4 separate regions of the Homo sapiens genome follow, and all the other regions are linked to region 3. The links are chromatin contacts, found by Hi-C or POLR2A ChIA-PET in ENCODE. All regions are on one chromosome and are shown on one strand. The core of a region is the stretch at or near the end of the contact, and the rest is flanking DNA. Distances in the headings are between cores, read along the strand shown.

Region 1 (3,500 bases), core at 1,001-3,500, 660 kb before region 3:
GGCCCCCATGTCCCGGTACAGGCCCCCCCCAGAGCTGGGGGGGCCTGAGCCATGTCGGACCCGGGTGCCATTGGGATCTAGGGCACCCTGGCCTTTGGCCTCCAGGAAGGCAGCCCTGTGCTTTATCACCCTGGCCGGGAAGGTGTCCACAGCCAGTTTGCCCGTGGCCTCAGCTGAGCTAGGGCTGGTCACACCACACTGCACCAGGTCCGAGTCCTGTCTTCGGGCCAGCTGGATCACACTGTGGCCGGCTGGAAACTTTCCTGCCCCGGAAGGGGTGTCGTCCAGCTTCCTGCCCTTGAGGTACTCTCCGAGGCCGGCGCTGGGTTCGCCTAAGGGCCTCTGTGAGGGGTCCGGGAGCTCCTTCCGGGGCTTGGGGCCTCGCTTCTTCGAGCTGTCCCCCGGTGAGCTGGGCTTGTCATCCACTCTGCTGGTACCCCGCTCTCGTTCCCTCTCACGTTCCCGCTCCCTCTCTCGCTCCCTCTCCCTTTCTCGATCCCGCTCCCGGTCCCTATCCCGGTCTCGGTCCCGGTCCCGAGGGGCCTCTGCGCGGCAGGTGCTGCTGGTGCTGGTGCTGCTCGCTGGCGGGGACAAACCCATGTTTCGAAGGCCCTCCCGGGCCCGGGAAGTGGAGGCCAGGTCCTGGGGCGAGCGGCCAGGGTAGGGGATCCGGATGCCCCTGGCTGAGTCACTTCGAAACTCGTAAGTTTTGGCCTTTGCCTTGGCCTGCGCCTGCAGGAGAGAAGATGGTCTCAAGAGTGGGGCAGGGCCCTGTCCACCCCCACAGGACTCCTCCTCTATCCCTGACCTCCTATCTTTACCCTATGATGCCTGGGAATTTCTACATGGATGCATGGATGGGTGGGTGGGTGGGTGGGTGGATGGCTGGATGAATGGGTGGGATGGCTGTTGGAGCTGAGAGGTAGAAGGATGAGAGAAGAGGTAGAAGATTTGGCTGGAAGTAGTCATTTGCAAAAAGTACACTTTTTGCATTTGATTATTGTGTCCATTTGGGAGGGGGAGCGTAAAGGAATTCTAGTGTGGCCAAGCCCGTCCCCCCAGACACAGTTGGTGCTGCTACTGACTTGGTGACATCTTGTCAGGGAACTCCCTCCTACATTACAAATAGGCAACATGTGTGGACACCCCATTGGCTCACAGCCCTCAGAGCCCCCTTCCCACAAATCACTCCATAACATGGTCCTCCACCATTGGACACTGCCAACCTACTTTGAGGAGGAAGGTTTTGGGCTTGGGTCCACGCTTTTTGGGGCCATAGAGCTCCATCTCTCTTTCCCTGGAGAAAGAAGAAAAGGAGAAAGGGTGCGTGAGTAAAGAAAGCAAGTGGGACTCTAGTCCAGGCTGGAAAGAAGCCACTCTACTTGTTTCTAAGTGAGCGGCTGGGACTTGGAAGGGTCTGTACCTTTCCTCAAAGGCTGCGAGCAAGCGAGCATCCAGGATGTTTTCCTCCGGTTCCCATGTGCTGTACCTAAAGGGAATCAGGAAGAAGTGGGCATCAGTCCCAGGAGCAGGGTGAGAGCAGAGGGGGTGTGTGTGTGTGTAACTTTTCTCATTGCATTGTATTGTATTTCAATGTAAAGGCAAAAAGAGGAAGAAAGAAACCTCCCGAATAACAGTCTGGGGTTGAGAATTGCATATAACCTACTTACTTCTGCGACCATCCCTTCCATTTCACGAGGTATTCCATGCGTCCCTGCGGGTGCAAAGGCGATAATGTGTGTGCATGGGGAGAAACGCATGACGAGGATACAAGAAATGCATGCGAAAATGCATGCACCAGATGAATGCTCGAAACCCCGCCGCAAAAGGCACGCGCCCGCTGCATCACCCCTGCACCTAATGCTGCACAAAGTGCATGCACCGGCATTCATTCCCCACCCCGCCCCCCACCCATGCAATCCGTGCATCGCTGCAAGTCTAAGGAAAGCGCCTGGGCTCAGAGCTGCCGCCGCCGCCGCCGCCACGGCCGCGGCCGCTGCTGGGACCTGGGGGAAGGGAAGCTGGGCTGCAGCAGGGGGAGGGAACCCGGGCCGGGAGGGGAGGGCCCGGCCGCACGGAGGCCCTAGGCCCGGGGGCACCTACTTTCCGTATGCGCCGCTTCAGGAGGGCTTCGGCCGCGAACACCCGCTCCCCCACCGCTGAAAGCTCCATGTTGACTCGCCGCTTCCCCCCTTGGCCGCTTCCAGGAGCAGAAAAGCAGCAGCCAGCGCACGACAGACCATAATACTCTCCCGCTGACGTCAGTTCTCCTCCCCCTCCCGGCGCTCTCGCTCCCTCCCGCGGCCCCCCTCCCGCGCTCCTCCGCTCGGCCCCCTCCCCTCCGCCCAGTGCTTCCTCCCGCCCCACGTGTTGCTAACGACGTTGCTAAAGCCGAGCGGCCGGAGGCCTGCGCCCCCGCACGCTGATTGGACGAGCTCCGAGCCACGCCCCTCTGCCTTTCTCCCCCGCGTTGCTACGTGACCAGCGTTCCAATCGCCAGGGGGCGGAGTCCGAGGCGACTCCAGAGACCGAGCGCGCGAGTGGGAGGGGGCGCCGCCGGAAGTGACGCCAGGGGAAGGCGGGCCCGGCCGCTGTCAGTCTGCGGGGCTGGCGAGGGGGGCAGGCCGCCCTCTGTCCTCGCCGGGGCCCCCCTCCCCCGCCACCAAGTTGTCCCTCCGGCGTTCGGCGTCCCCCACAGCTCTCGCTGGGATCCCCGCGGCGATGTCAGCCCGGCTCCGCCCCTCGGCAGACCCCGGCCCGCCGCCCCACCCCCACCGCCCAGGACTCGCGCGGTCCCCTCCCCCAGCCGCCCGCGCCGCACAATGCACAATGCACAGGTGCTGGGGCGCCGCGGGCCGCGCCCGAACCCCGAGAGCCTGCGGCGCGCCCATCGGCTGGCTTCTCCCCCGGCCCCCGCCCCCCTCCCCCGGAGCCGCACACCCGACCCCCGGTCTCCATGGCAACGTCCCCCCCCCCCCCAAGCCGGGTCCCGCTAACAAATCAATGTGCATGTGTCTCAGGCTCCTGTCGCGCGGCCCTGCCCTCGGCCACCCTCCGGGCCCTGCGAGCCGGGCTGGCTGGAGCGCTCGTCCCCGGCTCCGAAGCCGAACACAGACCTGGTGGAGGCCGGGCTGTTCCCTCCGGAGCCCGGCTGCAGCCCAGGACCCCACAGAGGATGTCGCGCGGCTTCTTCCTGCCCCCCGACCATCCCCGACGCCCGCAGCCACCTGCCCCTGCCCTTAGCCCAAGCTGCCCGCCCCCGCCAGGCTTCGGCCCCGAACCTCGCCTTCCCCTCGCCGCCCCCTGCTCGGGGCCTGGGTGGGCTAAGGGCATCTGGGCGGAGCCGGCAGAGGATGGGGCGAGCGGCTGGGGGTGCGTCTGGCTTTCCCCGAACCCCGGCGCCCGGCCCGCGCACTTCCTGTCCACCGCTCTTCCCAACGTGGGCGGCGGACATCCTGCGAGAAACGCCAGCGCGGGAAGCTGGGGGACGTCGCCGGGTC
Region 2 (3,088 bases), core at 309-2,808, 580 kb after region 3:
CTGGAGAAGAACTGTCCCCAGGCTGACTCCCCTCTTGGAGTGAGGAGGCCTCCCGTGTTTGCCTGCCAGCCTCCATCTGTCATCTTGGTTCCAGCCATTCAACTTTCCTCCAGGCGAGCAGAGCTGCTCTACCCCCACCTGCTCCGTGTTGGCCCCAGACCCAACTCAGGCCAGTGGACGTCTGTCCTAGGGCTGCGTGTGAGATCGGTGGGTGCAGGGAACACAGCAGGAAGCTGGCCTAGAAGAAGGGGGTCAGGGTCAGTGGAGATGCTCCTACCTTCAGGTAAATGCCCTCATTTGTTAGGGCCAGTTTGAGCGAGCTTTCTGTCATTTACCACCAAAAGAATCCTAGAAAATAAATACACAGGGATCTACCCCCAAACACTGGAGACAATAAAGAAAAAGGAAGCAGCCAGGGCCAGTAGCTGGAAGGAAATTCAGCCGGAGGAGAGGAGGCGCGGGGCTGTGGTGGGAGGGAGGCAATGCTTCCTGAATCTTACTTCCCTGGTCTTTCCATCGGCCTGAGCCCGTGCCAGTCTGGGGATCTGCCGGCCAGCCAGCACAACTGCGTCTCCCCCAGGGGCCTGACTCGTTGAAGGAATGAATGAATGAATGATTTTGCAGGGATGGGAGGCTGGGAGACTGAGAGGTTTCATTAAACGGAAACGCTCAGATCTGGTGTTTCACAACGTAAAACAAATAATTCCTCTATGTTAGCCTAATTTATGTAAATATTTCTCCACGGGAATTGTACCGGGAGACCTGTGTGCCAACTCGGCCAGCTTCCCCGGCAGAATCTCCCCTTGGGAGGACCCTTAAGCAGGACCCTTCCTAAAAATTGGAGGCAGCTCTGACTCCTCCATTCCTCCTACAAGGTTCCCCCACCCCCTAGGGCTTTCCACCGCATGAGAGTCCTCCGGGCCCCTCGTTTCCTACTGCCCTCGACCCTTCCTTCCCGAGACCTCTCTCTCTCAGTAAACTGCCTCCAACGAGAATCTTCTGACGGCAGGAGGGTCCTCCCCGTCCCTAAGGGTCGCCCTGTCCCCAGGCCTTCCAGCAGGACACTCCCCTGTCCCCTCTCCAGATCCTCCTTCCCAGGGCCCTCCTCCAAGATCCTCTTCCCCAACCCTCCTCTCCCAGGGTCCTCCCCTCTCCAGAATCCCGGCCCCAAGCCCCCAAGCGCTGTCTGCCTGTCTGGGGTCCTCCCCAGAGTTCACCTTCTGCAGGATCCTCCCTCCAAGTCCTCTCCTCACGATGCTCCCCCGAAATCCTCCTTCTCCAAGTCGTCCCCCACTCCAGGGCCGAGCTCTCTCCAGGGTCCTCCTGCAGCACCCCCTCCCCCAGGGTTCTCCTCTCTGCCCCGAGGGGCCGGCCGGGGGGTCGCCGCCCGCCCGGCGGGCTTACCTGCGAAGCGGCGGGGTCGGGGCCTCTCCCACCTGTAAGCCCGGCCCGCGGCGTCCTGCGTCCGAGCCGCTCCCCGCCCCGCAGCGCCAGGCCGCGACCCGGCGGGCCGCCCGCCCCGAAGTGCCACTTCGCGAAGTGCCGCCTCCACGCGCGCTGCCGCCGGCGCCCCCCGCTCTCCTCCCCGCACCTTCTGCTCCTTCTTCCTGCGCCACCCCGCCCCCGCCTCCCCGCCCCCAGCCCGGCTGTTGCCCGGGCCCCCTCAGGCTGCTCCCAGGGCCCCAGCCCGCGCCGCGCCTCCCCTCTCCTCCCCCAGGATCGACGCCGCCGCAGACCAATCGCTGCCTGGAGTCGGCCACTAGGCCCCACCTCCGATCCCGCCCCCCTCCCCCTTCTCCGGAACCCACCAATGGAAAGGGCGGTGCGGGGGCGGGGCCTGGCGGTTGCCTAGCAGCGGCAGCGCCGGGCGGGGGCGGGTGGTCGGGGGCGGTGATGCGGGCGCAACGGGGGCGGGACGCAGGGGCGGGGACTGCCGCGGGGCGGGGCCTGAGGCGGCTATAAAGGTGGCCGCCGCCGGACGCCGGGCTCTGTGGTTCGGGTCCGCTTTCGTCTCCGTCCTGCTGCCGTTACCGCCGCTGCTGCCGCCGCTTGCGTCCCCCGCTCCGGTCTGTGGTGCAGCCGGGACCCAGGACCATGTCTCTGTCTCGCTCAGAGGAGATGCACCGGCTCACGGAAAATGTCTATAAGGTGAGCGCCCCCCGGCGCCGAGCTGAGCCCGCTCCGTGTGCGCCTGGGTCGCGCGCCGCCCGCGCGCCCGAGCCCGACCAGGGCGGCCCCGGGGCCGCGCGCCGGGCCAGGAGGCTGGGACTTTGGGGGTCTTCCCGGCGCGGCCACCCGGGACCCGGGCTGCTGGGGTGGTGAGCCCGGCGCCGGCCGCTCACAGGTGGCCACCCCCGCCCGGGCCCCCCCATCCCATGCGCGCCGCGGCCCGGTCAGTCCCCAGCCCCAGGCCCGGGGAGCACTCCCCGCTCCGACGGCCCTGCTCGGCCCCCGCGCGCTCGCCTTGGCGTCGGCGGGAACGGAGCCGCGCGCCGGGCCCCGGAAGCCCTCGGACCGGTCGGGGTCGTAGCACACCCGGGCAGGGCCGGGGCGGCGGGGGCGGCGGGCCCAGGGGTTGCGGCGGCCAGGACGGCATGGGGGCTGTCTGAAGGCCGCGGTCGGCGCGGTGGCACCGTGGGGCTCCTCCAGGCGCGGTTGCGCGAGCCTCGGGCACTTCATTCTCAACAGGCTTTCCCTTCCCACAACTCCTGCCCGGCGCCCATGCTGGGGCCTAAGGTGGGAGGTCGGAGCGCGGGCAGGCTGGATGGGTGGACGGATAATCTATCATCTTATGTAACCGCGGAGAGAGAAGACTAATTGTGTAGGAGGCTGACGTGCCTGCCTTTGCTTCAGATGTGTTAAGAGTGGCATCCACGTTCTCGTCTGCGAAATGACAGGTTCACATCCAAGGGCCGCAGAGCACCGCTGGAAGCCTCCCCTGCCGCCCCCTCCCCAGTCGTTTTTGTGGCTGGGATACCGACAAACAGGCCCTTGGTTTTCTCTTTCTTCAGCATCCGTTCTCGGTCCAGACCCCCACGCCTGAGCCCGGCAGCTGCCGGGGAGCATTTTCTCAGAGGAGAAACCCCTG
Region 3 (3,240 bases), core at 302-2,801:
CAGGGCATCTGGCAAGCAGACACCAGTCCATGCTGGCACCCTTCCTTCTGGAGAGTCACCCAAGGGAGCCACCGATCGCTGCTAGAACTGGAGCAGAGTCCTCAAACAACAGTCTGCACACAGACAAGACCCGGGATATTTCTTTGATCCAGCTCCTGCCTTACAGGACTTCATCTTCACCCATTCCTGAGGAAGGAGAGAGGAAAAAAAGACCTCTCATACACCCCCTCAGTCTAGTGTTTACTGAGCACACACTGTGATCTGGATAAGAGAGAAACTCTGCCGTCTTGGTGCTTTCAGACAATACACATCAAATTACATTATCAACGATGCTGGATGGCGCTAAGAGCCGGGGAGGGAAAGCAAGGGAGTACAGGCCACAGACCGTCCTGGACTTCGAGTTTGACTTACATTTTGGCTTTGCCATGGTACAAACGCCATACACATTCAGTATACTCCTCCGCTTACAGATGGGGTTACATCCGGATAAACCTACCGTAAATTGCCTTACAATGCTTTAACCTATGATGGGTTGATGGGGAATCTAACCCCATATGACAGGAGCATCTGTATAGGAAGGGGGCACGGTTTTCAACAGGTGGTCGCCTCACTAAGTGGGAGTCACAGGGTTTCAGGGGAGGAGCGTTCCAGGCCGCGGTAACAGCAGGTGCAAAGGCCCTGAGGCAGGACGGGGCAGGGAGGTCCAGAGTCCACCGCGCAGAGACCCGGGAGGCCGGCAGGCACGGTGAGGACCTTGACTTAAACCCAGGAAAGGGGAACCACACTGGGGCATGACCTCCTGTACTTTCCGAGATCGCTCTGGCTCCTGTGTTGAGGAGACTCAGGAGGGGAAGGTGGAAGCGGGGAGACCCAGCTGAGACGCTACTACAGTCATCTCGGCGGGAAAAGACGGCTCGGAGCAGGGTGGTGGCAGAGGTGGGAGAAGAGGTCAGGTCTGGGGAAATTTCGAAGGCACAGCCAACAGGATGTACTGCCGGGCTGGATGCGGGGTGTTAGGGGTCAGGGAGGCCGCCAAGGCTCTGCCTGAGAACTGGGGAGGGCCAGGGGCACCATTTACGGAGCTGGGGAACAGCAGGAGCTCGTTTTGTTAGCAGGTGCGAGGCGCCGGGCATTTAAAGGCGGCCTGACGGGACCGGCCGAGGCGGAAGAACGGACAGGGCCCTGCGGGACCGCGCTCGGATCCGCCTCCTCCCTGACCTCGGCGTCCCCGGCTACTGCCTCCAGAGCCGCTTCGGGGCCGACCCCGGGGACTCTTCCCGCCTGCGGCCTCGCGCCAGCCCGGCCGGCTCGCCTAGTGCCCGGCGCCCAGAAACGCGTGGAGCTGGGAGAGGCCACACAACCCACGCCGGAAGCCTAACCCCGTCGGCCCCCGCGGCCGGCACCGGCCGGAAGCCCGCGAAGCCTAACTCTCGCGAGACGCCTCCTGAGTCCCGCCTCTCCGCGGTTCCGCCAGTCGCCGCGCTCCTGTCTGCGTTGCTGTGGCAGCCCCGCCGTGCGTCCGCGTTCCCGGAGCCAGCGCGGCGGCGCGCCTGTGCTCGGGGCTTGGCCGTAGCTTTTCCTCAGGTCCCGCGCGGCGCGCCCCTGTGTCGCAGGCGCCCTGCCGCTGCCCGCAGCTTTTGGGGGGTTCGGGGGCGGGGGAAGCAGGGCCGCAGAAGGCCCAATCGGAGCCTTCTGACACCCGCCCCGGCCCGCCGCCCTCCCGGAGCTTCCGTCCCCGCCGCCTGGCTCCTTACTGACACGCGCGCCGCCCCCGGTCGCCCGTTTTCCCTGGGCTCCGGCCTCCTCTCGCTTCCAGCCCTGGCCTGAGGTCCTGAGGGCTCCCTGGAGGGGGCGGCTTCCCAGCACCCAGCGTTTAACAGGGCCCTTTCGGCCTCCCTGTCCCCCAAGCTCAGAGTTGGGGTCTGCAGCAGGGGAAAGAAGGAGGGAGACTGGGCAGCTCAAGTTCCCCAGACCGCACCTATCAGACGGAGGGCGGCCCGCTCCCGTCAGAGCCCGACCTCGGCGGACAGGGGAGGGGATGGGTTGAGAAGCGGGAGAAGGCCACTAGCTGGAAACTCCCTGACGACAGGGACACCGTTCTCGCCCCAGCCCCAGCGCTCGGCCTCCGCAGAGCCGGCCCAACGAAGGAAGAATGAAAATATGAACGTGACATGATGTGGGCTTGAGAGGCCGCCTTGTTCTTTGGATTCACCCAGAAACCTGACTGAAAGGAAAGTTACTGCAACTGGGGAAAAGCACAGTTGGCTGGAGAATTTGGTTTAAAAATAAATAAGTTTTAAATTACGTAACTAACACGTGCTTGGTGTAGAAAATTTGGAAAACATATGAAAGTACGGTATAAAAATCCTCGATCCCACTGCCACATAGAACCACTATTAACATGTCAGAATCGTTTCTTCGGGTGTTTTTTTTTCTTAATGCATTTATATTGCATATACATTTTTTCTCTAACAATATATTGATGTGCCCCAGTCCCCCACAGACCCTAATGTATGAATGGGAATGGAGGCGTCTGAAATGTGACTCACAAAGAGTTCTCTTTCCTCCCTAACACCCCATCCCTGCCTCACCCCTTCAGCGCATTCACAGCAGCACTGGGACTCCGGACTCAGACAAATGTGCACTGAGCTGGCTGGTGCTCTCATAGCCTCTGGCCCCAGAGCTCCACCTTCCCCTGCAGAGGGGGTCCCGGGAGTGTCCTCAAGTGCTCCATGCCCCATGTTCCTTTCCATGGCACCAAATTCTTCTGACCTCCTTCTAGGTGAGGGGTGAGGGGGTGAGGTAGGGGGTTGGGGAAGAGTGTCCCCATGAGGCCTGAGGGGCCTGCTAGTGCAGGGGAGGAAGGGAAGTTCAAGCAAGCAGGCTCAACGGAGGGCTCCACCCTCCAGGTACGGCCAGGTCCTGGGAGAAGGAGGGGAAGCAGTCTGGTCCAGGAGAGAGGCAGCAAGGGCAGATGCTAAGCCTTTGCCTCTGCACTCCCTGGGGACCTCTGGGGACCCCCCCCCCCACCCAGCACTAGTAATCAAAGGAGGACAGACACCTACACACGTGTCCCATATGTCTCACCCTAGCAGGCAGCGAGAGGATGCCCAGTGTTACTCTGGCCCCCTGGAAGGCTAGCTTGCTCTCCTGGGCACAAGTCAGAAGCAGTGTGAACTGGAGTGGGTGGTGGGGGACACCCCTCCCGGTGAGCCCCCCCTCCGACCCGGCTGTCAGTGA
Region 4 (3,255 bases), core at 256-2,755, 940 kb after region 3:
GCCGCACCTCGGCTCCCGGGCTGCCCCGGTCGGCCCGCGGGGATCCTGGAAACGGTCCCCAGCTTATCTCCTTTCATCAAGCGGCCTTGGGCCGCCTTGAAACCGCGGAGCCAGTAATTGCTTTTTTCAGGAGGCCCAGTGCGGACTGGACAACAGCCAATCAGCGCCTTGTTTACACTCGGTGATGGACAGTCCACTGGCGGAGTGCCAACCAATCCCAGCGGTCCCGCGGGAGCGGGAGTGGGGGCGGGGAAACAGAGAGACAACAGGCTTTGAGTTTAACTCTTTCGTGTCCCTGCCGGAATGAGACGGTGGAGAATTTCGAATGCGTGTGAATCTGTCAGTTGGCTCCTAGTTTAAATATCCTTTTTTCCCCCAGAGGGGGAGGCAGAGATTCACATGGAGAAAGAGGAGCAAAAATAAATGTATCCATCGCCACTAAGACATCACCTCGACTCCCTGAGAATAAATAGCATTTGGGTGGGAAACCAAATTCTAACAGAAATATTTGTTTGCGGAATATTTTAGAAGTGGTTTGCATCTGATTACGATAAAAATTGTTCAGTGGCTTGCTTTAGTTGGAGTGAGGATTTAGCAGATAGGCAGACAGGGAGCAGCATTGAGAAATACTATACATGGTTTACCACACCATACCCGCTTCCCCCATTACCAAACTGAAAATATTTTCTAAATCTAGGTGTAGATGAAGAAAGGGCAATCCTTGTCTTCTCAATAAATCCCTGATTTTCATTTTAGTAGCTGCTCTGTTGCAAAGTGTGGCAGAGGGAGATAAAATTGAGAGCCAGTAATGTAGACGGCTGGAGACTCAGAACTCACTTCCCAGGGTCTGATCCCCAGGTCATGGGGAGGAGAGAGCCGGACGGGCTATTCAAAGCTTTTGCTGCCCAAGCAGCGGGCGTGCGTGCGTGCATCCGCGAGCTCGGGTCCGGGCAGGCAGCAGCTTCAGAGCGGTAGATGGGCCAGGCAACCTGGGGAGGCCTCTGGGCTTGGAGGTCTGGCCTACCTGCCACCTGCCAGACAGATTCCAGGGAGAAAAAGCAGCTACTTTTAAGGGGTGGTGGTGTTTCTTCCCTTGGCCTTCTGTGCGGCAGAAGCCAAACGTTAGACCTGCTGGATTAAACATATATGTGTGTGTGTGTGTCTGTGTCTGTGTCTACGCCTCCCCCTCCGCCGGGACACGCGCACTCGCTCGCTCCAGCTCCCTCTCCCGCCCTGCGCCACCACATTCCCATTCAGCAGCAATGATCTGCGCAGAGGAGCTGCGCAGTCGCCGGGCTTGAATTAGGCGCCATCGGGCTTGGTAGTAGCCCCGCTGCTTCCTGATTGGCAGTTCCCTGGCCCGGCGCCAGCCTATTGGGAGGCCTGTTTACGCCGAATGAGTGGCACGAGCTCCCGGCCGTGGAGGGCTGCGCGGCCAATCAGCGCGCTGGCTGTTCCGGGCTGAGTGGCACGAGCTTATTAGTATGCAGGGCCCGTGGCTCGCCGCGCCAGGCTGCAGGTTTGAGAGCCGCTCTGGATGGGCTCGCTAGAGTCGTTGTTGTGGAAGCGGTGCATTTACAGTGCAACAGTCAGCACATTGAAAATACCAATAGGAATACAAAACAAAGTCACATTTACTGATTTAATTGTATTGCATTCAGTTGTATCCAGGAAACAGCCTCCAGTAAGTAACTGAAATTGCTTTCATTTTTTTTTTGTTTTTGTATTTTTATTATTATTTTATTTTTTATTCTGGCTTTGGGGTTTTACATTTTTTTTAGCAAAAGAAATTCAGGATTGTGATGTTAAGAAGTATATATCTTCCCTTTTAACAAAATCCGTTAAAATGTTGAGGCTTTTTTTTTTCTTAAAAAATATGGACTATGAGCGATTTTTTTTTCTCTGAAAAATCTTATCGATCGGTTTAAAATTACCCCCGTAATGCATCCTTGCTTTGCTCTGAGCGCTTGTTGTCTCGATCGACACCCAGCATTAAAAACAAATACTCGAAGACAGGACAGGGACCGCCAGGCTGCGTCTGGCGCGAGCCGCGCGGGTGGCACCGGGCGGACAGTAGGCGAAGTCCGGGCGCCGCCAGCGTGCGCCCAGTTCTGGGTGACCCACGAACGAACCCCAACATTCGCTCCCCTACCCTGCTCCCCTCCCCGGAACAGTCCTGGGTTGGCCCTGCCCGGTCGGTCCGCGGCGAGGGGAACTGGCCGGGTCGTGGTACCCACGGCCGCTGCCCTGAGGGGCCTTCCGGGCCGAAGCTAGGGGCCGGGGAGGGGAATGGTCATGGCGAGTTTTTCGGGTCTTCGTTCCCAATTCAGAATTTTTTTTTTCCGGAGAAGTGGGGGTGGAGGAGGGGGACCGAGCAAGGCCGGCGCAGCGGGGCGTTTTCACCGCGCGCGTTCGGGACGGCGCGCGGGGCTCGGGTCACGGCCCGTGTGGCGGGGTCCGCGGGCTGGTTTTCTTCGGGCGCGGGGGTCAGGCGCGACCCCAGTTCTCATGACTCTCCCAGGGAGCGGGTGCGGCTGTTTCGCAGGGAGCGGGTTCTGCGGCGACGGCCGAGCCACTCGCGCCCCAAGGCGCGCCTGGTCCCAGCCCGGCCTGCAGGCCCCACCGCGCCCGCGCTCCCGGAGACGACGCCGGAGGGAGGCAGACGGGCCAGAGTCCTGGTCTCCGGCAGGCGGGCGAGGAGAGAGCGGGTTTTTAGATGCAAAAGCAGGAAACAAAGCAAACTTGTAGAAGCTCCAGATCCTGGAGCGCGCCAGCCACGCCTGGGGCCGCGGCAAGAGGGACCGGCGGCTCCAGGGTCACGCCCTGCCTTCCCGGGAGGGAGCCCTGTGCTCCTAGGTTCAGTTCCTTCCGAAATGCCCTCGTCAGCGATTCTCCGCCCGCCCGGGGCCCTCTGCCCGCCGCCACTTTTCGCTCCATTTCCTCCCTTACCTCAGCCCGACCTGGCGCTGCGGCGCCGTCCTCGCGGTCCTCCGGCGCGGCCTCTCCTGGAGCTGGGCTGGGAGTGGGCCCCGGGCCTCGGCACTCGGCGGGTGGCGGCGTCGCCGCTGCGGGACTGTGGGACTCCCAGCTCGGGCCGTGTGGCCGCCCTTCCTCGCCCCACTTCCTGGCCGCCTCAGGCTCCCCAGGCCCCCGAAGCCCGGCGCGGGCAGACGCGGAGGCGCGGCGCGGCCTCTCCCCGGGAGGAGAGAACACAAAGAAAAGCTCTCTCCAATCCGGTCAGAGCCGTGGCGGCGC

The links. A loop is a pair of places that touch in the nucleus more often than their neighbours do. ChIA-PET counts read pairs that join two places held with the same protein, here RNA polymerase II (POLR2A). Pooled maps may share reads with other maps.
Region 1: a loop to region 3 is called in a pooled map, with 12 times the contacts of the local background. The contact joins the promoter of CBX8 here to the enhancer-like site in region 3. A Hi-C loop is called at or near these places in 3 of 50 pooled maps. POLR2A ChIA-PET finds 5 or more read pairs at or near these places in 4 of 52 experiments (A549, Caco-2, activated B cell and 1 more).
Region 2: a loop to region 3 is called in a map of ascending aorta, with 20 times the contacts of the local background. The contact joins the promoter of BAIAP2-DT here to the enhancer-like site in region 3. A Hi-C loop is called at or near these places in 3 of 168 maps with a recorded cell type or tissue (CD4-positive, alpha-beta T cell, ascending aorta and naive thymus-derived CD4-positive, alpha-beta T cell), 4 of 37 single-sample maps with no recorded cell type and 12 of 50 pooled maps. POLR2A ChIA-PET finds 5 or more read pairs at or near these places in 3 of 52 experiments (CD4-positive, alpha-beta T cell, HepG2 and MCF 10A).
Region 4: a loop to region 3 is called in a pooled map, with 4 times the contacts of the local background. The contact joins the promoter of BAHCC1 here to the enhancer-like site in region 3. A Hi-C loop is called at or near these places in 1 of 37 single-sample maps with no recorded cell type and 4 of 50 pooled maps. POLR2A ChIA-PET finds 5 or more read pairs at or near these places in 1 of 52 experiments (activated CD4-positive, alpha-beta T cell).

The regions. Positions count from the first base shown.
Region 1 is chr17:79,794,827-79,798,326 of GRCh38, forward strand. It overlaps CBX8 (chromobox 8), which reads right to left and starts at 2,251. Exons shown (of 5, transcript NM_020649.3): 1 at 2,104-2,251; 2 at 1,671-1,714; 3 at 1,424-1,489; 4 at 1,231-1,297; 5 at 1-732. The coding sequence starts at 2,172. RefSeq lists enhancers at 296-1,036, 2,284-2,578 and silencers at 1,950-2,329, 2,490-2,699, 2,730-2,889.
Region 2 is chr17:81,033,161-81,036,248 of GRCh38, forward strand. It overlaps BAIAP2-DT (BAIAP2 divergent transcript), which reads right to left and starts at 1,559. Exons shown (of 2, transcript NR_026857.1): 1 at 1,405-1,559; 2 at 1-238. It overlaps BAIAP2 (BAR/IMD domain containing adaptor protein 2), which reads left to right and starts at 1,991. Exons shown (of 14, transcript NM_001144888.2): 1 at 1,991-2,148. The coding sequence starts at 2,095. RefSeq lists a silencer at 1,627-1,936 and an enhancer at 1,808-2,803.
Region 3 is chr17:80,453,345-80,456,584 of GRCh38, forward strand. No RefSeq gene overlaps it. Among named protein-coding and RNA genes, the nearest start is that of NPTX1, 22 kb to the right of the region's middle. RefSeq lists an enhancer at 1,073-1,902 and silencers at 1,110-1,319, 1,580-1,839. Within about 2 kb of position 1,552, at least 39 of the 41 ENCODE cell types and tissues checked have a DNase peak (open chromatin) inside an H3K27ac peak, as active enhancers do; they include CD4-positive, alpha-beta T cell and ascending aorta, where a contact is called at or near this core.
Region 4 is chr17:81,393,952-81,397,206 of GRCh38, forward strand. It overlaps BAHCC1 (BAH domain and coiled-coil containing 1), which reads left to right and starts at 1,506. Exons shown (of 28, transcript NM_001377448.1): 1 at 1,506-1,684. RefSeq lists enhancers at 1-160, 2,244-2,852, 2,853-3,255 and a silencer at 1-218.